Regions from separate parts of the Mus musculus genome. Here regions 1 and 2 are each linked to region 3. The links are chromatin loops, found by intact Hi-C in ENCODE. Cell type or tissue: heart. All regions are shown on one strand. Each heading gives the region's core, and the rest is flanking DNA. Links, peaks and the distances in the headings are about the cores only. Region 1 has its middle 18 kb from the start of AV064505. Region 2 holds the start of Yap1 (yes-associated protein 1). Region 3 holds the start of Birc2 (baculoviral IAP repeat-containing 2).

Region 1 (10,387 bases), core at 1,123-9,122, 120 kb after region 3:
GGAAGAACGACAATATCAACCAAGCAGAACCTCCAGAGTTCTCAGGGACTAAACCACCAACCAAAGAGTACACATGGAAGGACCCATGGCTACAGCTGGATATGTAGCAGAGGATTGCCTTATTTGGCTTCAATGGGAGGGTTCGCCCTTGGTCCTGTGAAGACTTGATGCCCCAGTGTATGGGTATACTAGGGAGGTGAGGCTGGAGTGAATGGGTGGGTGGGTGAGCACCCTTATAGAAGCAGTGGGGGTGGGATAGGGGGTTTTTGAAGGGGAACCAGGAGGGGGATAACATTTGAAATGTAAATAAATAAAATAACCAATAAATTTTTTTTAAAAAGAGAGATTGTAATATATCATGACCAAGCATAGTTAATTCCTTAGAGTTCCAGAGGCTAATTCTACTTCAGAAAATTTCCAATGTTGTTTAAAGAAATGAAAGAAAAAAAATATAAAGTGCTATGTTTATTTATTTTTTCACATTTAAGTTAGTGAAAAATTAGAATATAATGGAGTGTGCTAGCTAGTTGTGTCCTACTGGCCACATTGGAACCATATACAATATGGAACACGTGGACCATGCTATAAGAGAAACTGCCATGAAACTGGAGAGGCAAAGCAAGTTCAAACCCTGACCTCAGGAGTAGAACTAGGTCCTTCTCTGATTCTGCTTCGACCTTGTAGCACATAACCTGGGGACCCCCAACCAATTGGTCACAAGTAGTCAGTTACATAGCACAGCACCTGGAATTCTTCCCCATGCAAATGACGCATCTCAGTAGCCTTAGCCTTGAGCCAATGAATGACCTTTTTCCTCTCTAGATATTTTCATGCCCTCCCCCAAAGCTATATCACGCTTGGTTCACCCTGAATAGAATATAAGTGTTCAAACCCACCTGGCATAAAGAAATCAGAACAAGCTAAGATCGTCTCAGGGAGCTGCTTCATTAAAGAGAAGGCCTTTGCTGGAACTCTAAGATTGTCTGAGAAGGCCTCCCAGCTCCCTGCACTCGCTCCCACCTGGACTGGCTGGGATCCTGCCAGTCCTGGACTCCACTGTTTTCCATCCCTGTCAGGTGGGCAACAGTATCTGATGCTGGGGGAGGGGCGGGGGCGCTGACTGATGATCCCACCCAGTCCAGATTTCACTATGTCCTCTTCTAGCCCTGTACCAGGTACATGTACAGAGGTCAGAGAAGAACTTTTGGGAGTTGGTTTTCTCCTTCAGTTGCAGGAATGGGACTCAGGTTGTTGGGCTTGGTGACAAGCACCTTTACTTGCTGAGCCATCTCTCTGGACCTCCCTCCAAATTTAATACGGGGAAGGTCTGAACAAATCTTACATTCAGCAAGTCTTGGTAGAAGGTAGTGTGCTTTGCCTCCCTCTGCCGATGTGGGAGAGCGCCTGAATGCTCCCGATTCTCTGAAAGATAAGATAATGGATAAAACCTGCTCTTTGAGTTTTCACTTTGTTGTAGCTAAATGTGTCCTAAAAATATCAACGGTAAATTCTGGAAAGAAAGAATGTCTAAGTTCAATGACTTATTACAACATTTTGTTACAATCTTTCTAATTTAGGAATTACTGCACTTTAAAAAATAATTTTAATAATGCATCTCTCTCTCTCTCTCTCTCTCTCTCTCTCTCTCTCTCTGTGTGTGTGTGTGTGTGTGTGTGTGTAAATCTGTGGATTCCATAAGAGTCAGATCTCCTTGGAGTGGAGTTTTAGGCAATTGTAAGCCTCTGATGTGGGTGTTCAGAATCCAACTTGCCTCTTTGCAAAAGCTATATGTGCTCTTAACTGTCAAGCTATCTATCTCTTTAACCCTAACTTCTTCATTTTTAAAAAATGGTTCTGAGGATCAAATATAGGACTTCAAACACTCTGGAAGCCAGTTTGTCTATGCAGTCATACCCTCAGTCTGTTACTATCTTACTGAGGCTAGCTTTCAGACTTAATGGTACTGTGGCTGTGTGTGAGTGTGAGTGTGAGTGTGTGTGTGTGTGTGAGTGTGTGAGTGAGTGTGTGTGTGTGTGAGTGTGTGTGTGTGAGTGTGTGTGAGTGTTTGTGAGTGTGTGTGTGTGTGAGAGTGTGTGTGTGTGTGTGAGTGTGTGTGTGTGAGTGTGTGTGTGTGAGAGAGTGTGTGTGTGTGTGAGTGTGTGTGTGTGTGAGAGTGTGTGTGTGTGTGTGTGTGTGTGTGAGTGTGTGTGTGTGTGAGAGAGTGTGTGTGTGAGTGTGTGTGTGTGTGAAAACATGGTTATATTAAGGTTTAATGTTACCTGCAGCTTTAGCTGTCCCCAAAGGGTAAGGGGGGAAGACAAATGTGATCTCTTTTAAAACACGATTTATTCGGTGTGTATATATGTTAGTGTGGACATGCATGCAGAAATCAGAGGATGCCTTTCCATACTTGACTAACATTCCTCCTGTCTACCCTTCATGTCTTGCCATGGAAGGGCTGGGTTACAGACATGCTCCTCTACATTAGGCTTCTCATGAGAATTCTCAGGCTGACACTCAGGCACGCACTTTTTACACATGTTCCTCATTCATATGTGATCTTAACACAGACATAAAATTCTTTTTGGGACTCTGGATCTAGTAGGCTGTAAATGGGGATTCCCTATTGGGCAGTGTTGCCCACACAAGAATCCCACAACAATAGTTCATATTCTAAACCTGCGTTTCTGACCTTCTCTCTGATTCTGTGAACATTTACTAAGAAATGGTATATTTTCTAAGAAATTTCACTTCTTCCTTAGGTTAAAAGATGTTACTGTGTTTTGCTATCAAGAAATTTGAACTGAGAGAATTGGGTATGTTGGTGAAATTTTTGTCTAGCATGTTGCATCTCCAGTACCTTGTCAACCATGTATGGTGATAACAGAACCCAGGAAGTTGAGAAAGAGGGATTCAAGGTCCTTGTTTCACAATGAGTTTGAGGCCAGCCTGGGCTATACAAGACACTGCTTCAATACACATCAGACATTCCACACTCCAAACTTGTCTCTTGCCACCATCAATGCCTGGGATGGTGAGTCTTTTTTCATCACCAGGCCTAAACTGAATAATTCTTGTGCAGATGACTTGGCAAAGGACACTCCAGATTTATAAGACTACTGTAAACCAGGTGTGCTGGTTCACATCTTTAATTCCAACAGGCAGAGGTAGGCAGATCTCTGTGAGTTTAAGGCTAACTTGACCTACAGAGTCAGTTCCAGGTCAGCCAAGGATATACAGTGAGACCCTCTATGAACAAACAAAAACAATCAAACAAGACTCGCATTCTCTGTGGGAGAATCAACCTTAGGACTTGCACTTCTAGCTGCACTGTTTCTTTAACACATAACTCACTGGCCTTTATTATTACCCCCCACCGACTCCCTTTTATACTGGGAATCAAACCCATGACCTCATATTATAGGCAAATACTTTACCATCAAGTTACAGTCACAGCTGTTCCTAAAATTCTTTTCCTGTGGGAGATGTAAACAATATCCCACCCCCCCCCCCCCCTTCCTGAGGACCAATAGGCTGGCGTGTGAGTCCACTAAAGTTCATTTGGGGAACCCTACAGACCCATGAGAGCGGTGCAGGTAGGAGCTCTGGTGGCCTACACAGCTCTGGTGGACTGTCTCTCTCCAGCATGGAGGATGACACCCCATGTTGAGGCAGAGGGAGTCCTCTACCCAGAGCTTCCTTTCCTGTATACTATTCCTCCTCCACACTGGGGCCATGTGCACACAACTAGTAGGGAGGGGTGAACAGGTAAGGGTCCCATGGCACTTTCCATCTCCTCCTTCTACAAGGGCACTGTCAGCAGTCAGCACAGCTGTGATGGTTGCCCTGTAAGAGGCTCACCTGGACTCCTGAAGATACTGGCAGTTTCTCTGGGAGAATAGTCCTACACAACAGCAGTCAATAATTCCTTGTTTTTTCCTCACCGATGAAAGCTTCAGAAGGCAGCAGCAGACCACAGCTGACCCTTAGGAGGAAGTGGGCCAGAGGGCCTGTCTCCTTTGTCCTTATGCTCACTAGGAAATAGAAGAGTTGCTCTTTCACAGGCTTCAAATGATCAGCAAATATGTGGTCGGGGGTCACTTCTCATGACACCTTCTGCATTTGTAGAAAAATAAAAAAATGTGCCAACAACAAAATTGCTCTACCTCCCTTCACAAGGGCTGTAGTTTGGGGACTGACTCATTAGAACGTCTCATCAGTACCAAATCCCTGTCCTTTTTGGTCATTGAGAGTTGGGCTACTATGACAAATGAGGGTAGAAACTAGGAGGCACCAGGTGGGGTCTGTCTGGCATGTTTGTTGTAGTTAGTATGCTTTTGGTTAGAATTGGTTTAAATGGCAGGTGTTTTCATAAGTGGAAGGGTGACCCCGTGTGGCTATTTAGAGTATCACTCTGAATTTTTTGGCTCTTCTGGCTTCAAACTAATTGGTTGACCACCTTTATGTATGTATGTATGTATGTATGCATGTATGTATGTATGCATGTATGTATGCATGCATGCATGCATGTATGTATGTATGTATGTATGTATGTATTTATTTATATTCTGAATGTGTCTTTTGCTTCTTTTACATCAGAGTATGGCAGGAATGGTGCTGTATGAAGGCAAAGGCACATCTGAAGAGATATTCAGATTAAGTCCTGGATGCTGGGAGAGATGGTCCAGGGGTTAGAGCACCTTTGTTCAATTCCTAGCACTTACATGCTGGCTCATAACCATCTCTAACTTCAGTTTCATGTGATCTGATGCTCTCTATCTCCATGGATACCAGATACACACATAGTGCATATAAGTACATTCAGGGAAAACATTCAAACATATTAAGAAGAAAAACAAAAGGCCTGCATGCCAGAGACACTATGGTTGGGTTGATAGTCCCAGCTGCACCCAGCTTTGTAGTCTCAATTCTTGCACAACAGATACATAAGTGAGGTTTGCAAATCTTCCAAACCCATCTACGTCACTCTACAGCTGGGTCACACAGGAGCCCCTAAGTCTCAGAATCTTGGGAACTAATACATGGTTGTTCTTGGGTGGGACTCATGCTTGAGGGTCATTTTCATACAAGAATAGAAAACTGGACAATCCTGGTGTCAGCTGGTCTTCTAAAGAGGACACCAAGATAGGATTACACATGCAATGGATCTTGGGGGAGGGCTAGCTGGATGGCACAGGGATAAAGATGCTTGCCACCAAGACTGGTGGCCTGAGTTTGATTCCCCAGGATTCTCTCTACTTACTGTTTCCCCCTCTTCAGAGGTGTTTTCCCCCAAATCTCTTCAAAATTTGCATTACTTTTTATTTGTGTGTGTGTGTCTTGGTGCCACGTTCTTACACCCACCAACCACATTTTATGATTAATTGGTCATCAAATTTTGAAAAGGGAAGGATCACTTGTTCTACTTTATAAAATGAAGAAATTATCACAAAGGATAGGCACTGGCGATGTAGCTCAGTGGTAACGTGCTTGCCTAGCATGCTTCGGGTCCTTGGGTCAACCTGGCACTGGGGGAAAAAGAGTAAGCAAAGCTTGAGTGTGCAAATCTGAAACTTTAGCACGGAGGCAGGAAGATTATGAGTTTTGGGCCAGCATGGATTACCTAATGAATTTGAGATCAGTCTAGAATACATAGTAAGACCTTATCTCAAAAAGTAACATAAGGCGTGGTGAGAAGGCTCAGCAGTTAGGAGCGCTGACTGCTCTGCCAGAGGTTCTGAGTTCAAATCCCACAACCACGCGGTGGCTCACAGCATCTGTAATGGGATCTGATGCTCTCTTCTGGTGTGTGCCTGAAGACAGCTGCAGTGTACTCATATAAATAAACAAATCTTTTAAAAAAGTAACATAATACAATAAAGTAAAACAAAAAAAGGGGTGGCCCAAATTGAAGGAAAAATTGAGGAATTCTAGGGTTTCCTTAGACGGTAGGATGTGAGCAGTATTTAAACAGAAGTTTCCGCATAATTGTTTTTTTTTCTGTTAATATATGTTACTTATGCATTAATAACAGCACCAGCAGGGCAGCTGTGCTTAGTGTCACGCTGGGCACAGAAGGAGCAATGGACTCTCTGTGCCTCACTCAGTCACTTGATCTGGTCCTTGTCACATATCTGTGGGCTCTACTTTTCTGAAAGGCAATAGTGGTACATGAAGCTAATGAGGAGGCACAAATGGCAGTGACAAACCTGAAGGGGCCATGTCGGGTCACCTAGGAGACACTGCTCTGGAAACATTTGTGAAGCCATTTCTAGAGAAGTTTAACTAAGTGGAGAAGACCCACCCTCAAAGTGGCAGCATCTTCCAATGGGTAGCTCAGATGCAAAGAGTTCCAAGGAAAGAGCTTATGTGCTGATCCACCTTCTCCGCCACTTCCTGAGTGAGTGTGTCCACCCCTGCCATCCTTGCCTGACAGGAGACTCCAGTTTCTTTGGTCTTCCAACTTAGACTACACAGCAATGACTCCAGGAATCTGTTAAGCCTTCAGCATTGGACAGGGACAGCAGAGACAGGGAGCATCAGAGGCTCCCAAGTATGCGGAAATACCCGCCCCTATTGGTTTTGTTGCTCCAGAGCACCCTGCCCAATGTGGACTTTTCTTTTACAGGAGAAATTATGGTTTTTCAGTTCTGGAATAGGCAAAAGGGAATTTATTGGAGAGACACTGACATATTCTATGATGTCCAAAAATCACTGACAGCCAAACCTCATGGACTGTCCCAGTACAAGTTCACCACCAACAAAACTCACTGCAGAGTTCCCAATCCCTAAGGATGTCATTTCACTGTGGTACATTTTTCTGGTTTATGTGCTCTGAGATTTCTTTGTTTGGAATCATACTCTGAAGGCTTAAACAGTGTCTGGAGCATGTAAAATAATACTTATTGAATAAATGAGCAAAAATTTATATTCTCCAGATGAACATGAGGCTGGTGATGCCTGGGTCAGGCGTCTGCTCTTTTTTCAAGTGACTATAGTTGGTAGTAGGGTAGGACACACTTGGCCACCAATGTCAGCTAAAAGTCAGGAGTACTTCTCAGAGAAAACAGACTTGAGAAGAAAGTGTTGGTGACACAAAAGTGTGTTACTTCTCTTTGCCCATAAAAGGCTGATAGGCAATTGGCTCTTCTAGAGAACTGACTTTTAAGACAATGGGAGTTCACTGTGTCAAGTGTAGCGGTGAATCAGTTAAACCACTTTTGCTCCCACGCTGCACCCATCCAAGAGCTCTCTAGATTTGCAAATGAAAGACACACACACTGGGCAGGGCAGTGGTGGTGCACGCCTTTAATCCCAGCACTTGGGAGGCAGAGGCAGGTGGATGCTGGTGCTGAAGAATCAGCTGTGATTAACAAGGTACCAGAACTACTAAAGCGAAAACTTTGCATTACTGGGACTATTGATGTTGGTTACCTGGAGCTAAGAAATTGGCGGTGATTAAGAAGAGACCAAGATCATTGAGGTGACATCTTCTGGGAAGTGTTTTCTGAGAGTACAAAGAGGCTATGTTTCAGACATAGCCAAAGTTGTACCTTGTGCAGCAGCAGGACTTGGTAATGTGTAAGAGTCACCCAGGTGGTACTGGTTTTGAAGTTATGAAGGGGTCATGCAGAGCAGCTGAGGCTCGGCACTGTGAGAGGCCATGGAAGGCCATTGGTGAAGGTGCAGTCTCAGTTGCAATTGATGACCCGGGACTGAAGGGGTCATGCAGTGTTTTGGAGATGCCAGTACCATGAGATGACCACTAAGAACGGCAGCAGCAGTGGAGTACAGGCATCTGGAGCCTAGAGGAAAAGCTATGTGCTACAAAGGACAGGGCTGGAGAAGTGACCCAAGCCCTTGGAGGAGCCCAGAAGATTGTGAGTTGGATCCCAGACATTAGACAGTTGGAGTTTAATTTTTGCTTTTGATTGTGACTGTGTCTTGATATTTTTCCCTCTTGAAGGAAGAAAATATTTTATTGGATCCCACAATTAAGGGACTTAATTGTAAAAAGACTTTGGATTTTAAAAGATATTGGATGTTTTAAAAGGATTGAACTTTTAATATGTAAAGACTGTGGGACTTTTAAAGTTGTTTAGATCTTGGGAATGAATAAGAAACTAAGGGCTGAGGCTTACTAGTGATGTGTTTGTGTGTCAAGTTGACAAGGGGTCAATTGTACTGGCTAGTTTTGTGTCAACTTGACACAGCTGGAGTTATCACAGAGAAAGGAGTTTCAGTTGGGAAAATGTCTCCACAAGATCCAGCTGTAAGGCATTTTCTCAATTAGTGATCAAGGGGGGAGGTCCCCTTGTGGGTGGTGTCATCTCTGGGCTGGTAGTCTTGGTTCTATAAGAGAGCAGACTGAGCAAGCCAGGGGAAGCAAGCCAGTAAAGAACACCCCTCCATGGCCTCTGCATCAGCTCCTGCTTCCTGACCTGCTTGAGTTCTAGTCCTGACATACTTTAGTGATGAACAGCAATGTGGAAGTGTAAGCTGAATAAACCCTTTCCTCCCCAACTTGCTTCTTGGTCATGATGTTTGTGCAGGAATAGAAACCCTGACTAAGACACACACATACACAAACCACACACACATATACCACATGTTTACCACACACATACATATATACAAACATACACCACACACATATACATACATACATACATACATATACATACACACACAATTACAAAAAAACAGGTCTTATGAAACAATACAAACACAATATCTTAGCATTGGAATACAGGTTACTTTATTCCCTAAAATACATGTTTCTCAACTGAGTTCTCAAAATGACCAATGTTACATTAATTCTATATTGGTTTTCCTTTCCCTTGAGAAGTCATAGTATTAGAGACTGGTAGGGGACCCTGTCTCAGGGTTACTATTGCTATACTCAAACACCATGACCAAAAGTAGAGAGTTTTGTCCCTGATTTCAATCTTAACCAGGAAGTTATCCCCTGACTGAGCACAGAGAAGCTTACTCCAGGAAAAATGTCATAACGGTCACTTATACATGAACATCCCTTAGTAAATAAAGATCTGCCTTCTGTTTTAATTGTGCCGAGAAGCAGATCACATGACAGCTACCATGTTAACTCTAAGTGTACAGATGAATACTACTAGGTATATTTATATTGTAAATTTAAAACATATATATATTTTTTAAGACAAATTTTCTGGCTGGCCTCTTTTGGAGGAGAACTTGCCATTCCATACAACAGTTCATCATCGAAAGCAGTGGGTACAGGAACTCAAACAGGACAGGAACCTGATGCCGAGGCCATGGAGGGTTCTGCTTAACTGTGTTGCTCTTCAGCCAGCTTGGTTATAGAACCCAGGACCACCTCATTGGGCTGGGCCCTCACCCTATCAACCACTGATCCACAAAATGCTCTACAAGCTTTCCTGCAGCCTGATCTCATGGAGGCATTTTCTCATTTGAGGTTCCCCTTTTCCAGACAATCTAGTCTATGTCAAGTTGTCATAAAACTAGCTAGATAATCCTGGATGAAAAGAAAAGTGCCAGGGACACAAAATACAGGAGAGTAGGGATCGATTTTCTGTAGTGTTTTTTAGTGGTTTCTTTTAGTGATTTAAGAATCAGTGGTTCTTACACGGGAGGCTATTTCTCCCTTTAGGGAACATTTGGCAGTGTCAGAGCATTTCTGACTGCCATAACTGAGGATGTTCTAGCGACATGTATCAGCCAGAGGTCAGAGGTTACTGCTAAACAAACCCCAACACATAGTCAAAACTGCCAACAGCAGAGCTGGAGAGGTGGCTCAGAGTTAAGGTGGCTCTCGCAGAAGACGAGGGTTCAGTTTTTAGCACCCACATGGGGGATCATAACTGTCTATGACTTCAGTTCAGTTTTACGGAATCTGATGTCCTTTTCTGACCTCTGGGGCACTGCATGTGTGTGGTGCACTTACGTACATGCAGGGAAACCACCCATCCACATTAAATAAACATATTTAAATCTTTAGAAAAATACCCACAATGCTGAAGCCAGGAAGCTTGCTTCTGTTGGTGATGTGGCTCAGTTAGCAGGACATCTGCATAGCATGCAAAAGGCTCTGGGTACTAGCACCAGCACTGTATGAACTAGGCATGGTGCATACACTAGTACGTTGCTGGGGAGGAGGTTGGAGGAGAAGCAGAAGTTAAAAGTAATTTTTGGCTACATACTGAGGTCTTGGCCAGCCTGAGATACAGAAACTTTGTCTTAAAAAATATATGTTTTAAATTTACAATGTAAATATACCTAGTAGTATTCATCTGTACACTTAGAGTTAACACGGTAGCTGTCATGTGATCTACCTCTCGGCACAATTAAAACAGAAGGCAGATCTTTATTTACTAAGGGATGTTCATGT
Region 2 (10,387 bases), core at 1,599-9,598, 170 kb before region 3:
TCCTTCAAAGCATAAGACTAGGAGGCATAGGGCTGGGTCAGGTGGCAGTTCTCTCTTCTGGGCTGTGAGAAATCTCTACTGCTCCATCATGGCTGCCCTAGTTTATACTCCTCGAAGCACTGACTAGGGTCCTCTTCTCACCACACCTGCAGTAACTATCACAGTATTAATTGTTACTTTTACTTTTATTACATCAAAAAATTTGAAGATTAGGAGGGAGGGAGATCAATATTAGAGCACTTGGCCTGCCTGTGTTTGAATCCCAGCACTGAAAAAAATAATAAAAACTTGAGCAAAATTCTCCAACACTTAGTATGATATGTTGCAGGCATAAGGCCTGGAAGCTTCAAACAGTCTCAAGAATACAGTAGATAGCAAGACATTTGAGATTCAAGCCTGAAACTTTACCATGGGCTCAGGGATCCTCATATTCTGTCTGTTTGTCTTGCTTCTCTCTCTCTCTCTCTCTCTCTCTCTCTCTCTCTCTCTCTCTCTTTCTCATATTCTCTGTCTCCCTCCCTCCCTCCCTCCCTTGTTCCTACTTTTACATTTATTGAGCATCTACAGCAAGGAGTAGAGCAGAAAGTAGAAACGGGCTGTCTTAGTCAGGATTTCTATTCCTGAGCAAACATCATGATCAAGAAGCAGTTGTTGAGGAAAGGGTTTATTCAGCTTACACTTCCATGTTGCTGTTCATCACCAAGGAAGTCAGGACTGGAACTCAAGCAGGTCAGGAAGCAGGAGTTGATGCAGAGGCCATGGAGGGATGTTTCTTATGGCTTGCTTCCCCTGGCTTGCTCAGCTTGCTTTCTTATAGAACCCAAGACTACCAGCCCAGAGATGGTACCACCTACAAGGGCCCCATAATTGAGAAAATACCTTACAGCTGGATCTCATGGAGGCATTTCCTCAAGGGAGATTCCTTTCTCTGTGATAACTCCAGCTTGTGTTAAGTTAACACAAAACCAGCCAGTACACGGGCATTTGGAGTTGACTGGCAGATTTTCAGAGCTTCAACAGAAAGTTAACCCGCCTTTAATCCCAGCACTCAGGAGGCAGAAGCAGGCAGATTTCTGAGTTCGAGGCCAGCCTGGTCTACAAAGTGAGTTCCAGGACAGCCAGGGCTACACAGAGAAACCCTGTCTCGAAAAACCAAAAAAAAAAAAAAAACTTTAGGAAGTGTTGAAGGTTGTTGATGGAGGTGATTAAGTTCTCTGCTTGAACAAATGGATGAATTGTGCTAGCCTTAACATGGTGAGCCAGAGGGATGTGGGTGGGAAGGTGTGCTGCTGGAGCTCTAGGGGGATTGGGAGTAAAATGCTCAGCTGGCAGGGGAACGAGCAAAGGTGAGGAGCATAAACCTAGCACCTCTAGGCTAGCTTTCCCAGCACCAGCTGTGGCATGGCAAACCCTGGCTGCAGGAGGTTCTGCAGGTTCAAGGGAGACTGACAAAGGGCAGCCTTGGGTCTCAGTGCAGATGCTCATGAAGCCACTTTTAGAGGGGAAAAAAAGTAAAGAATAAGTGTGTAATAAATAAAGAAGGGTGTGAGAAGTAGCTACCTACAGATACCAGGATATATGGTTAAACATCATTGATGTGGGGGCACCAATCCACCTAATTGTGGGTATCCTTTCATTTGCCCCACAATCTGGGGTATCAGCCTTCTTCTTCTTCTTCTTCTTCTTCTTCTTCTTCTTCTTCTTCTTCTTCTCCTTCTCCTTCTCCTTCTCCTTCTCCTTCTTCTCCTCCTCCTCTTCCTCCTCTTCCTCCTCTTCCTCCTCTTCCTTCTTGGTGTATTTAGGCATGCCATCACACTAAGAAAGCATTACCAAACCAAATAGTTACTTTTTTTTTTTTTTTTAATTCAAGGCAGGGTTTCTCTGTGTAGCTCTGGCTGTCCTGGTACTCACTCTGTAGACCAAGCTGGCTTTGAACTCAGAGATCAGCTTGCCTCTTCCTACCTCCCTATTGCTGAGATTAAGAAGTGCTCCACCACTGCCTGGCTACTTTTGATTTTTTTTTTTTTAATCCAGAATATCCCTATGTAACCCAGATCTCCTGGAATTCATTTCTCAGGCTGGCCTCTAACTTGTGGCCATCCTTCTGAGTCAATCTCCCATGTGAGAATTACAGACAGGCACTACCATTCTTGGCTGTTTATTTTATCATTGTTTATTTGTTTGAAATGGAGTCTCATTCTGTAGCCAGGCTAGCCTAGAATTAATTAGGTAGCACAGGCTGACCTTGCACTTGCTGAAATCCTCCTCCTTCAGCCTCCCAAATACTGGGATTACCCTCATGAGCTTGGCTCCTAAATATTTACAGTTTAATGCCTTTAACGCATGATAAATCCATACATGAAATAGTGTGCCAGTCACTAGGCAGTTAGAGAATGTTCTTACAAGACAAATTCATAATGAGCCATAGATAGTGCCATCTGATGATGGGACAGAATTTAAAGTTCTACAGTGAATGACTTCATGCAAAGTGCAGTCCTACTTGTGGGATGGTAGTATCTAGCCTCTATAACCAAGTACCAAATGCTTGGTTACAGGAGTTGTGAGCTGCTATGTAGATAGATGCTAGGAATCAACCCCCAGGCCCCTGAAGAGTAGCCAGTGCATTTAACCCCTCCTGCATCATGCCTCCAGCCCCCAATGGAGGGTCTATGTATGAAGATACCTCCCAAGTGGGGCATGGTAGTACATGCTTTTAAACTTAGCAAACAGGAGGCTGAGGCAGGGAGATTGTGAGTTCAAGACCATTCTGGACTAGAGCTTGAGATCTTATCTTAGGAAATCACATACAAAGAAAAGCTACCTTTCAGCCTCAAGGGGGTTTAAAATAACTCAAAAAAGGGGGGGGGGGGAATCAGGCAAGGGACAAAAGACTGAATGTCCATTTGTCCTCATCTCTTACTAACTTCTGACTGAAATATGAGAAACAATGGTGTGGTGGTTTGTATATCCTTGGCCCAGGGAGAGGCACTATTAGGAGCTGTGACCCTGTTGGAGTAGATGTGGCCTTAGAGGAAGAGTGTCACGGTGGAAGTAGGCTTTAAGACCCTCCTCTAGCCGGGCGTGGTGGCACACGCCTCTAATCCCAGCACTTGGGAGACAGAGGTGGATTTCTCAGTTCAAGGCCAGCCTTGGTCCAGGACCAGGACAGCCAGGACTACACAGAGAACCCTGTCTGGAAAAAACCAAAAAAAAAAAAAAAAAAAGAGAGAGAGTTGTTTTGGTCATGGTGTCTCTCCACAGCAATGGAAACCCTGACTAAGACAAATGGTAAGGGAGAGTCTTGATCCAGTTATCATAGCAAGTGTGTTCTCAATTTAAAGGCTGGTGAAACAATATTGACCAAAGCACACAAGCCCATTAATTGACAGTGCCCAATCTAGTAGAGCTGTAGTTAGGGGACAGCTTTCATTGCAACCTGTGGTTAGTCACTTTTGTTTCCTTTCAGGTGTAAGTTTTGCTATTTCGAGACAGGATCTCATATAGCCACATTTGCATTTAAAATGAGACTGGCCTTAAACTTTTGACCTGCTGGTTCCCACCATGCCCACTTGAGACAGTATCCGATGTAGCTCACCCCAGCCTAGAAGTTGTGGCAATTCTCCTACCTGCCTTCCACCTGTAGGTAGAATTTTAGTTCTTTTTTTTTTTTTTTTTTAACAGAGTCTGTGTAGCCCTAGCTGGCCTGAAATCCACCATGTAGAGCAGCCTGACCTGGAAGCTGCCTCTACCTCTCTAGTTCTGGATTAAAGGAATGCAGCACCAAATCTGTCTTCAGTTCACCCCATCCCCAAGTCCACACAGAGATCTGCCTGCCTTGGTCTCCTGAGTGTAAGGACTAAAGGCATGCACCAGCACTGCCTGCCATTTCAACTTTCTACTGCAGATATTTTGCCCAAATGTTTTGTTTGTGGATTAACCGCTGGGTTTGAGAAGGAGGGAGTGCTGTCAAGGTTCTAAAACGGTTGTGGCCCAACAGGCTAGGCCACTACCAGTGAAGTAATCTGTAAACACAGGGCATTGATAATAGCTGACAACTACTAAGACCTCGCCTTGTGCCACAAACTGGGCCAAGTACTTTATATCCATTGACTCATTTAATGTCTCAACGACATAAGAGACATGAGGTGGATGTAATTACAAAATGAAAGAGCAGGAAGTAGCTTGCTCACTATCACACAGCTCCTGTGTGGGTAACTGGGACCTGAACTCTAAACTCCAGAGCCCACAAGAGTGTGGTCTTGTGGCACTTGGTGTGAACCAATCCTGGAATCAGTCTTAGGGAGACATTTACCCTTCTTCCTCTCTAGGACAGGAAACTGAGGCTCCTAAATAGTTGATTCAAATCTTACCTGTCTGAAGCTAGCTCACCCTACTCTACCACACAAAGCGATAGACTGCTGCTCAGAATTCTTCCGGGCGTGTCTTAACTAGAGGAAGAGATTATCTTTTTGCTCAAGGGTCCTTTCTTTGCTTAATCCTATTTATACCCGTTTCACTCACACTGCAGACAAAATCATTAGAACAAGAAACCAGATTTCTGGAGAAGAAATTTGTGTGTTTAAAGTCAGTGTTGCACAACTCTGGGAATACACTCAAAAAGCACCAAACTGCTTAAGTGGAAGACTATATAGTTATGTCAGTTATACCTCATTAAAACCAGTTCTTGTTTTGTAGCTCATGACTTCAACAAGGGGCTGAGGAGAGGGCCGGTCACTAAAAGTACTGGTTCCTAAGAAGGCTCAGGTTCGAATCCCTGTACCCACGTGGCTGTTCACAACCAGTTGTACTCCAATTCCATGGAATCTAATACCATCTTTTGGACCTCTGTGGAACCAAGGCAAAGACATAAACTCAGGCAAAACACCCAATACAAAATAATTAACTTAAAAAACACGAACAGATTTTTATCATTTTTGGAGTGATTCCAGATAGGCTCCTGATAGATAAAAGACTGACACACAGAGAATCAGGGGCTAAGGTAATCTCCATTGAGGTTCATTTCTTAGTCTACCCTGCATTGTTTACCCTTGTACTAAACACAAGAGGAAAACCCACAATGCTCCATGAGGTTAAACAGTGACTTATGTTTTGAGTTGAAGTTCCCAAAGAAATGTCAAGTTTTGGTGTTAAAAAATTGACTTTTCACTTAAAAAAAAAAAAAGTTTGCTGAGCAAGGTGCCCCACATTTGTTATTTGAGCCCTTTATAGGCTGAGGTAGGGGGAGCAGAAATTTTAAGCTAGCCTCAGTTATGTAGTGAATTGGAGGAAAGCCTTAGCTACATAGGAACCTGACTCAAAACAGCAAAATAGGGTAGTCAACATGAGATGGATGGTTCAGGGTACCTGAGCTCGATTTCTGGGACCCACAACCAAGAAGAAAACAGATCCCACAAATGGTCCTCTGACCTTCACCTGTGCTCACTTGTACATAATTAGAAACACAAAAAGGAAGAAAAAGGAAGGAGAGGGAGAAAGGGGGAGCGGAAGGAAGGAAGAAAGAAAAGAAAAAAAAGAAAAAAGAAAAGAAAAAGGACGAACCTATGAACCTACAAAAACCGGGCTAGCAGAGGCCCTGGCTTGGAATCCTAGCTGTCTGTGGAAGCTGTGGCACAAAGAGTTGGAGGATATCCTTGACTACAGAGTAAAGCCTGTTTAAAACAAAATTTAAAAAGTAATACTGTTTCCTTTTGTAAGGTACTCCCAGTGCAACTCCTGGTTTCCAAGCTTCACTTTGAAATCATTTGCACCCGCCCTCAAGTGTTTTGTTGTTTCTTCTTCAAACTTGGTGGTAAATGGAATCAATGTTAAAACGCGGACCGGATTAACCTTAGTGCGGGTGAACAGTGTGGCCTTTGCATCCACCCTACCAAGCCGGTTGTCCCGATTCCTCGCGGCCTTGGCGTTGCGCGCGGGTCCGGCAGGATCTGCGCCCGCAGCCGAGCGGCTCGGGGCCGGCCGGTGGGTGCGCACGCAGCGCGGTCGCCCCCGGGTCACGTGCGGCCGGGAGTCTGCAGGAATGTAGCGACGCGCAGGGAAAGTTTCCCCGGGGGCCGCGGGCCGCGGATTCGGTGCGGGCGGGCGCGCAGAGGAAGGAAGAGCGTCGAGGAGGCGGAGCCCGCGAGGCGCGCGGGCGGGCGCTCCTCGCAACTTTTTAGTTTGGGCGTCTGGAGCCAAAGTTTCTGTCTCAGTTGGGACGCCGCCGCGGCCGGGGGCAAAGAAAGGGAGGAAGGAAGGAGCTCGCGGAGGGGAGGGGAGGAGAGGGGAGGCGGCCTCGGGCAAGGAGTGCAGGGCGATGCGGGCGCGCGTCGCAGCCCCCCGAACCTGAGCGCAGTGCCCCGAGCGTCGAACGAGGCCGCAGCCATGGAGCCCGCGCAACAGCCGCCGCCCCAGCCGGCCCCGCAAGGCCCCGCGCCGCCGTCCGTGTCTCCGGCCGGGACCCCCGCGGCCCCGCCCGCACCCCCGGCCGGCCACCAGGTCGTGCACGTCCGCGGGGACTCGGAGACCGACTTGGAGGCGCTCTTCAATGCCGTCATGAACCCCAAGACGGCCAACGTGCCTCAGACCGTGCCCATGCGGCTTCGCAAGCTGCCCGACTCCTTCTTCAAGCCGCCTGAGCCCAAGTCCCACTCGCGACAGGTAAGGGTATCCCGGGGGCGCGGGGCCGCGTGGGGGTGCGGTGCTGGGGGTTGTTTTCGCGGAGTTGGCCGCAGGGGGGGTGCACAATGCGCGCGCCTCCGCTCCGCACCTTCGCTCTGACGAGGGGGAGGGGAGGAGGGGGAGGGGGCCGGCGTCTTGTGCGGGACCCCAGCCGGGGGTACCCGATCTCCCCTTCCCGCGCCACTGCAGTCTCCGGTGGAGCTGTGTTAACTGCCCTCTTGTTTTCGCGTGCCGGTGAGGGGTGGGGGTTGAACTGGTCCATTGAGTTTCTGGTTCCTTCTCCCGGTCCCCTCCCCCTCCCTCTCCCGAAAGCTTTTCTGTTCTCGCGGCCCAGGCGCTCTCCGGATGCAGGGTTCGGGCTCCCCAGCCCGAGCGAAGCTCCCTCGACCCCCCACTCGCCTCCGCCGTGCCCTGGAACTCGCGCGGGCGGGATCCTTTCACACTCGGTGGGCTCACGTGTCCTTTTCCTAAATCGTAACCTATTATTTACTGTTCGGCCCGAAAGCTTTTAAATGAGCCACGTCTGTGTGTTGCGCAGGAGCTCGGCTGCGCTCACGGTGCAGAGGTTTCTGCGCCGGCCTTTGATAGCGCGTTGCAGGTTGACTCATAGGCCGAGTTCTGCCCGGCTCAACTGTGATTAAAGGTAATGTTTGGGAAGCAATGACTAATTCCAAGCTCGCCATTGCTCTTTAACTGACTGCGGATGTGAACATGGCTGCTTATCCGTATCCACGACGCCTGGTTATTTTCCCAACTGGATCCAGCACAGAAGTGAAACCGTTTCAAAGTATTAACATTCCGATAGGTCCTGGTAGATTTCTTTAGTGTCGCTCCCCCCGCTTTTAATTACTTAATTTTTAAAGAACTTGCTTTAGGCTAAAGCAGCACAGGAACTTTGCCCAAAACTTAATTGGTTTTCCAAACACTGCCATGTCGTTAGCCCACTCGGGCTGTAACTTGAGTGGAAAGAAGAGTTGCCGCCCCCACTCCAGCCCCCCCTCCTAGGCAGGCTTGTTGTAGAACGGGGTTTTTGAAGCTTCGAAAATCTCGATTAACCTCCCTACAAAAAGCCTCTTAAGAAGGAAGGAAAAGTTATCTAGCTGCTCGGCTAAATAAACTCTTAATTTGTAACAACAGTAGACCTAGATACTATTTGCTCCCTCCCCCACAAGTGAGTTTCTGTACTCGCTGAACTAAACGTATGTGACATGCAATCGAGAAACCGCTGGGGCAACTTTGAAGGAATACACAGATTGAACGCTCCATTTTGTAGCACTTAGAAGTCAGAAGGAATGAACCCGGGAAAGTGTACTTGTAATACTGGCTTCCACTGGGCCGTTCGTGGGTACATTTGCATTCTCTCTAAGCGTTTTAAGAGAGCTGTTCGTCAATAAATTTACCTTTTCTGTGCGCTAATGGTTTCCTAAAATTCAATCTATCTGGAAACTCAAAAACGGGGTTTTCCTATGGGGCTTTAAATGACTGCTGGGTCTTTTCAGTTTCCTTATCAACATAAATCTAGAAAAACGTTTTGAGAAACCCTAATTCCAATAAAAGGATTGGACTGTGAATGGTATGTATCAGAGTTAGTAAATAATCATCCACAGGCCCCTGCCTGAGAAGTCTTCTAGCCCTATATCCTCTCGCTTGGAAAAGCTCATTTACACACAAGTTTATTCCTGACCCCTGTCTTAACACTGGTCTGATTGGACCCAAATTTGAATCATTGGGGTCTTTGCAGATTTTTCTTTTGTCCCTCACCCAGCTATTATAAGTGTGTGAATCCACAAATTATAATTGAATTGAAAAAGTCTTTCTCTAGGCACAAAAAGGGCTAGCCTATTATTCTCTTCATTGAGGAGCTTTTAGCATTGGTGCAGTTCTGAGAGTTTGAATTTATTAAATGTTGTATAATTTATAATGGCTGACTTATCACATTTGTTTACAGTCAAAAAAGTGAAAGATGGGGGAACATTAGACATTTACAACAAAGAAAAAAGTGCCCAGTCGTTCCCCAGGTTTTGTTCTAGAACCTGGAAAAGTAACCACACTGCTTAGAAAAGTACTGATTATTTTGAGTTATGTAGGATGAGCATTATTCTTTACCACTAAATAAAGTTATTATGCCTAGTATTTGTTGTTTTCACACTGTCTAGGAGGTAGACATTCATCCAGATGGACTGTTCATCAGTAAAATAACATTTATAATGCCTATTAAATTTTTGTAATGGTCTATTTGGTCTGGTGTGTTCCTGTTGTGTAAGAAATTAAACATTAAAGTTTACATTTGATACTTAGATATTTGGTTGCCGTGACATACTGTTTGGAAGTTAGGGGTAGGTGCTGTTGTCTCTATTGTTAATTTTCATTTTGCTATTCCTGATAGGCCAGTACTGATGCAGGTACTGCGGGAGCTCTGACTCCACAGCATGTTCGAGCTCACTCCTCTCCAGCCTCCCTGCAGCTGGGTGCCGTTTCTCCTGGGACACTCACAGCCAGTGGCGTTGTCTCTGGCCCTGCCGCTGCCCCTGCAGCTCAGCATCTCCGGCAGTCCTCCTTTGAGATCCCTGATGATGTACCACTGCCAGCAGGCTGGGAGATGGCCAAGACATCTTCTGGTCAAAGATACTTCTTAAAGTAAGTGAAGACAGCGCTGGGAAGAGGCAGTGTGGGAGTGGCTTTATTCATTTATTGTCTTTTTCAAAACAGTATTCAATTATTTATTACTTTGCTGTTGCTAAACATGGAACTCAGCCTTATAAATGGTAAACCAGCATACTTTATCATTGAGCTGCACCCCAGCTCACTCGCTCTGTGTGTGTCTCTCTCTATACACACACACACACACATACACACACACACATATGCACACTCTGTCTCTCTCACTCTCTCTCTTTAGGGTTGGTCATATCTTGAAAGCCTGATTTATTCTTAGTTCAGAGCCTTTTTGCAGACTTTTGTGGCAAAATGAGATAATTTCATTTTGAATTTGTACCAGATTTGCTAATTAGCCTGGCACAAAACAAAACAAAACAAACCACCAAACCTGGCATAGACATGTGTTCTATTATCTCTTTTGTGTGCCCCCCATGTTTGTGTCCATCTGTTTCTGTGTGTGTGTGTGTGTGTGTGTGTGTGTGGTGGTGGTGGTGGGGGGGGGGCTTTAAACCAGGACCTTGTGCATTCTTTCAGCATAAATGATTGGTAGAGAAGGGAATATAGGGACTTAGGGAAGAGATGACGTTACAGTCCTTAAATTGTGAAACAACAAATACTTTAGCAATATTTTTGATGTCATTTAACAGATTTTCCCCTCAAAATGTGAAGAAAACATTAGTTGTCAGGTTTGGCCTCCAATCATGAGGTGACACACTTTGCCTTCAAAAGCAGTGTCTGCTCTGGGAAAATGTAAGCAAAACTTCCTCGTTACTAAGGCCCACTCCCACTCCACAACAAAATGCAAAATTACATTCATCTGAAAAGGACAAAATTAAATTTTATCCCCTCTACTTTTGACATTGGAAGTAAAACTAATTTTCTAGAGCTTATTTAAATTAAGAGTGTACAAAGTATCCCTGACTGGTTGTTACAGACTGAAGATTATTGTATTGTTATTAGAATTGGTTAACTGGGTTGAGATAATGCAGTGACGAACAGCGCTCATTTGATTCAGATTTGTCTGACTATCCATGGGAAATGTAGCGGTTAT
Region 3 (10,387 bases), core at 758-8,757:
TCTCGGGTCATTGGAGTACAGGCCAGCCCATCCCGGAACTTGAGTGGAGGCCCAGCTTCGGGAGTCTTACAGAAAAAGTGAGGAATTGGGAGGAGTTGGGAGGAGTTTGGCTACAGCTCTTCTCTGGTGGGTGTCCTTGGTAAAATTACAAGGCACGAGGAGTGGGGAGTGAGTTGTAGCTCTTCTTTGTGGAGTTTATCTCCGTGTCCTTGGCACAGGGAGCCAGGCAAGAGCCTGGCTAGGTCTTTTTACAATTATCGCATCTCTCGTTGTAAGGTATAGAAACAAAAAGGCTTTTTGCTGGCTATAAAGAACAAAGAGCTTCTTTCTGGCTGTATTTTTAGAGATCAGGGAAAACAAGCTTGGGGGAACGTTTAAGGGCTTTACCTTTCAGGGAGAAACGCTTTAAGTCAGGGTCTCACAATTGCTGGGAATTGAACTCAGGACCTCTGGAAGAACAATCAGTGCTCTTACATGCTGAGCCATCTCTCCAGCCCTGTTTTACATAATTTTAATTTTTTTTTAAAATTTTGAGACAGATTCATCACCTAGATTTGTCTGGAACTTGCTACAGGGTCCAGGTTAGTCTAAAACTCAAAGACATCCTGTACCAATCTCTCAGCTAGTGGGATTACACATGTGTACCATGACATCCAGCCTTATATTTGCTTAATTATTCTTAAAACATACAAAATATTACTTATACAGTTGGTGCATAGGAAATACTTATTCTCATTCAGAATAGAACAATCTGTTTAAAACTTCACTGAAATACTCTCTGTTGGGCCTGTAAGATGGTTCAGTGGGTAAAGGCATTGGCCACAAGTGTAAGCAACTGAACACAGATAGCAGAAGAGAGCTGACTCCTCCTGTAAGTTTTTTGATTTCCACGTGGCATGTACATACACCTATACCCCACGAAATAAAAAATTAAAAAGTTAAGCTAAAGGGACTGTGGATGTGGCTTAGTTATAGGATGCTTAGTTATAGGATGCTTAGTTATAGGATGCTTAGTTATAGGATGTTTAGTTAGTCATAGAATGCTTAGTCATAGAATGCTTAGTTATAGGATGCTTAGTTATAGAATGCTTAGTTATAGAGTGCTCAGTTATAGGATGCTTAGTTATAGGATGCTTAGTCATAGAATGTTTAGTTAGTCATAGAATGCTTAGTCATAGAATGCTTAGTTATAGGATGCTTAGTTATAGGATGCTTAGTTATAGAATGTTTAGTTAGTCATAGAATGCTTAGTCATAGAATGCTTAGTTATAGGATGCTTAGTTATAGGATGCTTAGTTATAGAATGTTTAGTTAGTCATAGAATGCTTAGTCATAGAATGCTTAGTTATAGGATGCTTAGTTATAGAATGCTTAGTTATAGAGTGCTCAGTTATAGGATGCTTAGTTATAGGATGCTTAGTCATAGAATGTTTAGTTAGTCATAGAATGCTTAGTCATAGAATGCTTAGTTATAGGATGCTTAGTTATAGGATGCTTCCCTAGCATGCAGAAAACCCTTGGTCCATCCCAAATGCCACCCAAACAAGATGAAACAAAACAAGTGATTGTTGGACAAATTAATGTTTGGTTTCAGACCTGGGACAAAGGACTGAGGTGCACATTTTACATATCACAGCAGACCTGGCCTTCAGGTTCTCCCAGCATCCCTTAGTCCTTATCCAGCATAACCTGCTCCTAACACTGAATTTTCCAACCCAGGGGCTGGGCTGCCCTTCTCCCCAGAGGGGGAATGCAATCCAGACATTTTGGCCTCTCGAATTCTCCCTATTTCTTTTCTCTCTCTCACTGTACACAGTCCACCTCCTCCCCAGACCGGCCTTGATCTTGAAACAAATCCTCTTACCTAAGCCACTATCCCTGCCACTTCATTGAATTTTAAGTCAAATATTTAAGTTATAGTATAATATTATGCTGAACCTATGCTGTGTATCACCAATACTACTAAATTTGTGTCTCTGTGTGCTAATTCTGAGCGGACTCTGAGATTTAGCAAACAGAGAAAGGCATATGAACAAGAATGTGCAGACTTACGCTTTTTATTCATTTATATATGTTATTGGATGTGCGTTTTGCTTGAATGGGATTGGGCACCGCATTAACTTTCATGCAGTGCCCATGGAGGTCAGAAGAGGGTGTCAAATCCTTTGGAACTCTAGTTACAGATGTGAACTAGGATGTGGATTTTAGGAACTGAACAAGGGTCTTGTGTAAGAGCAGCCAGTGCTCTAATTACTATCTCTCCAGCCCCTGGTTTTATTATACAATTTATGTTGTAGAAGTCTTTTCAATCATATTTTTCTTCAAAAGTGTCTTTAACTGTATACTTTTTTTAAAAAAATTATTTATTTTATGTATATGAGTACACCATTACTCTCTCCAGACACCCCAGAGGAGTGCATCAGACCCCATTGCAGATGGTTGTGAGCCCCATGTGGTTGCTGGGAATTGAACTCAGAACCTCTGCAAGAGCAGTCAGTGCTCTTAACCACTGAGCCATCTCTCCACTCTGAACTGTATACTTTTTTGTATATAAAATGAAAGATGTCATGATAACCACATCAGTATATGTATATATGTGTATTATATAATAATAAAATATATTTTTCAAAATTACCAAACTCTACATGGGCAATAGGGAAAGTCTTAGTTGAATTAATGGTCAACAAAATAAACAACTGGACTCCAAGATTATATATTATAAAAGAAGTAATAAGTTCTAAAACGTCTGAGTTTTGGGCATTGAAAATTTCCTAAATACTGAAGTAGGTCAGGACAAGAACTGAGAGAGACATATTCTTGAATTCAATGTGCACAGGCCCTGCTAGATTCCCACACATATTAGGAATGTTTTGTGTAACTTTCCAAGAAGTAGTGACTTGAACAAGGCATTGGCACATGTGTACCATTGGAAGTTTAGTCACTGGGAACCTTGGCACGTCTTTTCTGTGTATCAGAAACTGTCATGAATACTTTCTTTTTATTATCAGCATTTAGACCAGAAGACTGCCTGTTCTGTGACTGACCGACTTGCAGCAGAAATGACGGGAAAGAAAATGGGAAACGGTTCAGGGTCCCGGAATTCCCCTGGCAGCCTAATTTAGCGGTCTGTTTTACTTCTAAGTTTTTAAAATATTTGCCCATTTAACATGGAATTCCCCCGGAGAGAAGATCTGATTCATTCGTTAAGACCTTCAAGTCTAAAGTAAATTAAACTGTAGAAACCTCACTGGTAGTAGCCTACATTTCTAATCAGCACACTGGAGGCTGAGGTAGGATGCTAAATCCTCGGCTAGTCTGGGCCCTACAATAAAATCCTTTCTTAAACAAACAAATAAAAAAACTGCAAAACTAACCATAACAAATCATCCAAGCCAAACAGGGCCGCGGGGGTGGGGGTGGGGACATCAGAAAGTCCTACCCTGAATGCTAATGATTTTGCAGCACTTTCGGTACGGGAAAGGCAGCAGAGGGTGGGGGGTGGGGAGACAGACTGCTAGTGAACAATGAAGTCAGGGTTATTTTTCCAGTTTTAAACGTATTCTTCTACAATCTCATCACAGATATATAGTGCGCTTTAATCATACTCTCTCCCATTATACTGTTAACCCTTCAATGCCTTCCTCCAAACTAGTCCGCAGCCTTTTCCTTACTTTTTAAATTTATGGCCTGATGCGCTTAATTTGGGTCGCCTGCAAGAGCACTTTTTAAAAAAAATAATAATTTAAAAATGCATAACTACCTCCTCGCCCCAACTGGGTTTGAATTTCTAGGATTCGAGGTGAGCGCCACCATGCCGGCCTGCCAGAGGAGCCCACTTGTCAAAAATGTTAAAGCCCATCTTACAAAAAAACCAAATTATATTTAATGTACACGCACACGCGTGCATTCCGCTTTACTCAGGCGTTTCGAGGCCAGCTCACGAGCCTGAGCCGCCTTACCTATGACGCCACGTTTGCCTTAGTGCCTGTCTAGGACCCTTGCAGGGTGAGGCCGGAAAATACAGGGAGCTAGGAGGCGCGGCTCAGGGCTGCCGCCATTAAAGGTGCACTGCAGGTTAAAACACATGGCATCAAAGTCCGGAACGCCCAGCGGAGGCAGTGGGGCAAGGACGGACGCTCGGGAAAGCCTAGCCTTATTCGTCCGAGTCCCAGCGGCCCGAACGTTTAGCTTCCAAAGCCCGAGCACGCAGGCGCGAGCGCAGGCGCAGGCGCGCGCGACTGGCCCACAGCCCCACCCCGTCCTCCACGCGTTCCAACTTGCGGTGCGCGTCTGCTGACGTCACCTCAACGGCCCGCTGGCCGCAGGGGCTTTTGGGAAGGCTGCGGATCAACAATCAGGCGCCTCTGCTTCCAGGGCGCCGGGGGCCTGACTCGGTGGTGAGTGCGGCTGCCTTCGTCAGGACGGGCGAGCGTGGCTCTCGACGGCTGGGCGGGCTAGCTGACTCCTCCTTCGGCCCGGAAGGCAGTTCTCAGGGCCGCCCGACCCCCGCTCCCTGCCTAAGTCCTTGGGCTTGGACTTGTATAACAGTTTTGCTTTCTTTTCCTTTCGGTTTATTTTTTCAGTCAACCCAGGCTAGTCTCGAATTTGCGGCAATCCTCCTGCCTCCAATCGTTCTAGGTGCTGGGATTACTGGTGTGCAGCACCTCGGCTGTCTCTTCAGATTTTCTGCAGGTTTTTAAGCTTTAAGCCCGCGGCATTTAATGCCTTTAAACTAAGTTGTGCGGCAGGGGGATGACGGTTGTCACATCAGTTACTACTTGTCCCCAGTAGTCGTGTGAGAGGTTTGGTTTAACTGGGAAAGGTGTTCTCCATTCTTGTCTCTCCAAGCTACGTGTCGCCCCCCTGCAGTGGGCGTAGAGCCGTGTCGGTTGGGTGCTTGCTGGCGTTGTAACAGCTAGTGTAGTTAGGCCACACGGGTAGTGGTAGCTTTGTTCAGGCCACTGCTTTACCGGCACTTGTACTTTTTTGGTTTTGAGATGTTACCTGTGGTGGTTAGGGAATGGTTGTCCTTCACGGATTCCGTTTATGAGCTCTTCCCGGTGCCTTTATCTTGGCTAATTTAGCCCTGGCTAGTTCAAATGTTCTGTCCGGCAGGAGCGTTTCATTCCGCATCTGTCTTCCAAGTGTTGAGATTAAAATTGCAAGTATACCTCGGGAATCCTCAGGAAATATTTATATTTTAATATAATAGAAAATATCGTATATATTATTTATTTTATATTGTATTATAACTTAACATATGTTTATGTGTATAAATATATTTTATATGTACTTATATCTGTATTATATATTTCAATTAAATGTTTTAATAGAATATAAAAGTATATATAATTTTTTTCTTGTGATTAAACTTAGGGTTCTTTACCTGCAAGGCAAGTGCTCTAACATGGAGCTATATCAGTAGCCTTACAGACTACCTTTCCACTATTTATGGTGCCTTTTGTCTCCAGTGAAGTGCATATCAAAATATCTTTAAATCAGAAAACGAAAAGAGCCTGGTGGTAGTGTGGTCCTAGCACTTGGAAGGCTGAAGCAAGAGAATTCCAAAAAGTTTTAAAACCAGCTTGGGTTATATTGACTTTCTAGCCAGCCTAGTCTACAGAATAAGACCCTGTCCCTTAAAAAAAAAAAAAGTTCATGAAGTATAGTACATTTTTTTCTAATAGTAAATAAATAATATATAAAAGGAACAAACTTGAAAATCGGGGGCCAGTTTTTGACAAATGGAAATGTCCATTGTTTTCAAAGTTTTAATTTTTAAACTATACTGAGCTATGCATTTTAAAGACAAGCATAACTAGTACTTTGAGAATGCTTTTGCAGTGGTGTGTTTTGATTTAGACCCTTTCTAAGTAGACTGGTTGGGTGAGGAACTGCTGTAGTCAAGATTTGTTATCTAGAGTGTGTCATTTTTAGACATTACTGAATAAATTGATGATGACAATTCTGTGTAATTAGTTTTCTAAAATATTTTTTTTTCTTTCAGATTGATAGTCCTCAAGAGTCTTCATGTTCTCTTATGTTTTTCTAGAAATCAGCCCACTCATGGACATCTGAACATTTCTATAAGACGCTGCGGTTTGCTTTGCAGTGTGTTCTTGTGTATGATTAGTTATATAAAATACGAAGTTTTCAAAAAGAAGGCTAGTGCAACAGAAAAGCTTTGCTAAAACAGATTCTTAGTTATTTGAGGTAACAAAAGAAAGCCATGTCTTGAATTGATTCGTTCTTAATTATAACAGACTTATAGTGGAAAGGGCCTTAAACACAGGCGGACTTTATAAAATGCAGTCTTAGGTTTATGTGCAAAATACTGTCTGTTGACCAGATGTATTCACATGATATATACAGAGTCAAGGTGGTGATATAGAAGATTTAACAGTGAGGGAGTTAACAGTCTGTGCTTTAAGCGCAGTTCCTTTACAGTGAATACTGTAGTCTTAATAGACCTGAGCTGACTGCTGCAGTTGATGTAACCCACTTTAGAGAATACTGTATGACATCTTCTCTAAGGAAAACCAGCTGCAGACTTCACTCAGTTCCTTTCATTTCATAGGAAAAGGAGTAGTTCAGATGTCATGTTTAAGTCCTTATAAGGGAAAAGAGCCTGAATATATGCCCTAGTACCTAGGCTTCATAACTAGTAATAAGAAGTTAGTTATGGGTAAATAGATCTCAGGTTACCCAGAAGAGTTCATGTGACCCCCAAAGAGTCCTAACTAGTGTCTTGGCAAGTGAGACAGATTTGTCCTGTGAGGGTGTCAATTCACCAGTCCAAGCAGAAGACAATGAATCTATCCAGTCAGGTGTCTGTGGTGGAGATCTAGTGTCAAGTGGTGAGAAACTTCATCTGGAAGTTTAAGCGGTCAGAAATACTATTACTACTCATGGACAAAACTGTCTCCCAGAGACTCGGCCAAGGTACCTTACACCAAAAACTTAAACGTATAATGGAGAAGAGCACAATCTTGTCAAATTGGACAAAGGAGAGCGAAGAAAAAATGAAGTTTGACTTTTCGTGTGAACTCTACCGAATGTCTACATATTCAGCTTTTCCCAGGGGAGTTCCTGTCTCAGAGAGGAGTCTGGCTCGTGCTGGCTTTTATTATACAGGTGTGAATGACAAAGTCAAGTGCTTCTGCTGTGGCCTGATGTTGGATAACTGGAAACAAGGGGACAGTCCTGTTGAAAAGCACAGACAGTTCTATCCCAGCTGCAGCTTTGTACAGACTCTGCTTTCAGCCAGTCTGCAGTCTCCATCTAAGAATATGTCTCCTGTGAAAAGTAGATTTGCACATTCGTCACCTCTGGAACGAGGTGGCATTCACTCCAACCTGTGCTCTAGCCCTCTTAATTCTAGAGCAGTGGAAGACTTCTCATCAAGGATGGATCCCTGCAGCTATGCCATGAGTACAGAAGAGGCCAGATTTCTTACTTACAGTATGTGGCCTTTAAGTTTTCTGTCACCAGCAGAGCTGGCCAGAGCTGGCTTCTATTACATAGGGCCTGGAGACAGGGTGGCCTGTTTTGCCTGTGGTGGGAAACTGAGCAACTGGGAACCAAAGGATGATGCTATGTCAGAGCACCGCAGACATTTTCCCCACTGTCCATTTCTGGAAAATACTTCAGAAACACAGAGGTTTAGTATATCAAATCTAAGTATGCAGACACACTCTGCTCGATTGAGGACATTTCTGTACTGGCCACCTAGTGTTCCTGTTCAGCCCGAGCAGCTTGCAAGTGCTGGATTCTATTACGTGGATCGCAATGATGATGTCAAGTGCTTTTGTTGTGATGGTGGCTTGAGATGTTGGGAACCTGGAGATGACCCCTGGATAGAACACGCCAAATGGTTTCCAAGGTAATTGGTTCTTTTGTTTGTTTTCAAGTCTGGGTTTCTTGGAGTAGCCTTGGCTGTCCTGGAACTCACTCTGTAGACAAGTCTGAACTCAGAGATCTACCTGCTTCTTCCTCCTGAGTGCTAGGATTAAGGGTCTGTACCACCACTGCCAGCCTTGATAATTGGTTCTTAAAAATGTTTATTGTGGCATGGAGGATTGAACCCAGGGCCTCATATCTGGTTGACAAGTTTTCTTGCCTATATACCTTACCTCTTAATTTTTATTGTTTAGAATAAATTTAGGAACACATTGTTAGTGTATTACAATTAGAAATTTTGTATTTGAAACTGATCAGCTATGTGAACTTGGATTCATTTCTAAAATGAATGGACGGTGTTAGTTGTTTTTATTGTGTTAAAATACACATAAAATATACTAATTTAGCCATCTAAAATTTAATCTTCTGTAGTATAAAGTATATGTGTACTGTTTTTTAGTCATCTCCAGACTGAAACTGTATCCCATACACTTGTAAGCACACCCCTGGCACCTACCCTTCTGCCTACGATATCTGAATCTACTTTAGTTACCATAGCCACAACACATGTAAGTGGAATCATACAGTAAAGAGATCTTGGACATATGCATGCCTTCTGTGATAATGAGGAATCATTGGACTCCTTAGGGAATTACAGGAACTTTTAGTCATTTTTTGTATGGTACATGATGAACAGGAATTTTGATGTAACTATTTACATTGTTAAAATATAAGTAGTTTAAAATTATATGATGGGACAGGTAGTGCACCTATGTCAGTTTGCCTTTAATCTCACCGCTGGGAGCAGAAGCATGCATTCTTTGTGAACAGAGACCAGCCTGGTCTACAGAGCAAGTTCAGGTCATCTAGGATTGCATAGTGAGACCCTGTCTCAAAAACAATTATCATGAAGAATCATCAAATTTGTATGTTAGGTCCAGTGTAATGTTAACATTCAGGATTCTGACACCACTTTGAAACTACCCTGGGTTACTTAGAACTGTCTCAAAAAAACAAAACAAAGAGATAAATTTTGACTTTGTTGTTGTTTTTGTCCTGAAAACTGATGTACTTAATTTACTTAAAAGTGTTAATTTTGGCCAGTTGTGGTGGTTTACTCTTTAATTTTAGCAGTTTGGAGGCTGAAGCAGGAGTGTTCCAAGGTCAACGATAGCTTGGGCCTCATTGTGAACCCCAGACCAATCAGTAGTGGAGGTCAAAGAACAGCTCTCCTTCCACTGTGTGAGTTTGGGGATGGAATGCAGGTCATTAGGATTGTGGCAGGAACTTTTACATGCTGAGCTATCTTTTTTTTTTTTTTTTTTTTTTTTAGATATTTTCTTCATTTACATTTCAAATGCTATCCAGAAAATCCCCTATACCCCCCTCCCCCTGCCCTGCTCCCCTACCCACTCACCCCCACTTCTTGGCCCTGGCGTTCCCCTTTCCTGGGGCATATAAAGTTTGCAAGTCCAAGGGGCCTCTCTTCCCAGTGATGGCCGACTAGGCCATCTTCTGTTACATATGCAGCTAGAGACACGAGCTCCAGGGGGTACTGGTTAGTTCATACTGTTGTTCCACCTATAGGGTTGCAGACCCCTTCAGCTCCTTGGGTACTTTTCTCTAGCTCCTCCATTGGGTGCCCTGTGTTCCATCCAATAGCTGACTGTGAGCATCCACTTCTGTATTTGCCAGGCACTGGCATAGCCTCACAAGAGACCATGCTGAGCTATCTTGAAAGCCCATAGAGTTTAAGCCTTCTGTTAATGCAACAAATTTGGCAAGTCGTTTCAGAATCACTTGGAGTTTGGTTTTTAAGAACGTGTTTGGAAAACAAACCAACATGTTCTCCATAATATTGTGCTAGTATGAATTTAGTCTTCATTGTTGGGAAAAAAAACAACAATATAGGAAAGCATGTTGCCTCCAGTCTGCCTTGTAGCATCCAAGAATTCTCAGACTAAAATGTCTCAGACATTGGTACCCTGGGGAAAACTTACAGTTGCTAATGTCTACAGTTTGGATTGAAATGTCAGTTTTAAATGATGAAATCATTTAATTGGCCTTGTATGTTATAATTTGAAGTTTAACTGTTGTATCTAAAATAAAAAAAAACATTTTAAATTTTATTTAAATTGTTATACTTTGTAAAACAAAATTCCTCACAGTTTTAAATAGTTAACTAAGGGAACCAATGTTTTGTGTCAGTGCAGCTCTGAACAGGTTTTAGCTGTAACTATCTTTGATCTCAATAAAGACAAACTGTAACAGATGATCACTAGATTTTAGTATATACAGTTCACTTATTTATCAAATATTTAGGTACCTTCTAAGTAATATTTTAGGTGCCAAGGATTATAATCTGTTGGGAAGGAAGAGTGGAGAAGGAGCAAGTGTACAGTAGTCAGGACTTACTGTACTATGTCTTTATTATTTTGCTGGTTTAGTTTTTGTTAACTTGACACAAACTGGGGGTCACTTGGGAAGA

Evidence for each region. Hi-C counts contacts between places; a loop is a spot of excess contacts. Peaks named below come from ENCODE experiments on the same cell type or tissue, not always from the same donor. Only the 100,000 strongest peaks of a DNase experiment are listed, where the experiment ranks them.
Region 1: it touches region 3 in a loop (2.7-fold over the local background); 10 of 42 quality-filtered maps call a loop at or near these places.
Region 2: it touches region 3 in a loop (5-fold over the local background); 5 of 42 quality-filtered maps call a loop at or near these places.

Annotation. Positions count from the first base shown.
Region 1 is chr9:7,708,243-7,718,629 of GRCm38, reverse strand. No RefSeq gene overlaps it. Among named protein-coding and RNA genes, the nearest start is that of AV064505, 18 kb to the right of the region's middle. In heart, for the core only: a CTCF peak has its summit at 4,398 (motif pointing left); no DNase peak of the experiment used is centred there.
Region 2 is chr9:8,000,385-8,010,771 of GRCm38, reverse strand. It overlaps Yap1 (yes-associated protein 1), which reads left to right and starts at 6,176. Exons shown (of 9, transcript NM_001171147.1): 1 at 6,176-6,657; 2 at 9,065-9,315. The coding sequence starts at 6,382. In heart, for the core only: no CTCF peak of the experiment used is centred there; DNase peaks (open chromatin) are centred at 6,061, 6,561, 7,041 and 9,191; H3K4me3 peaks cover 3,680 bases; H3K27ac peaks cover 2,997 bases.
Region 3 is chr9:7,831,000-7,841,386 of GRCm38, reverse strand. It overlaps Birc2 (baculoviral IAP repeat-containing 2), which reads left to right and starts at 4,330. Exons shown (of 8, transcript NM_007465.3): 1 at 4,330-4,397; 2 at 6,008-7,882. The coding sequence starts at 6,909. In heart, for the core only: a CTCF peak has its summit at 7,706; DNase peaks (open chromatin) are centred at 4,276 and 4,796; H3K4me3 peaks cover 2,597 bases; H3K27ac peaks cover 2,286 bases.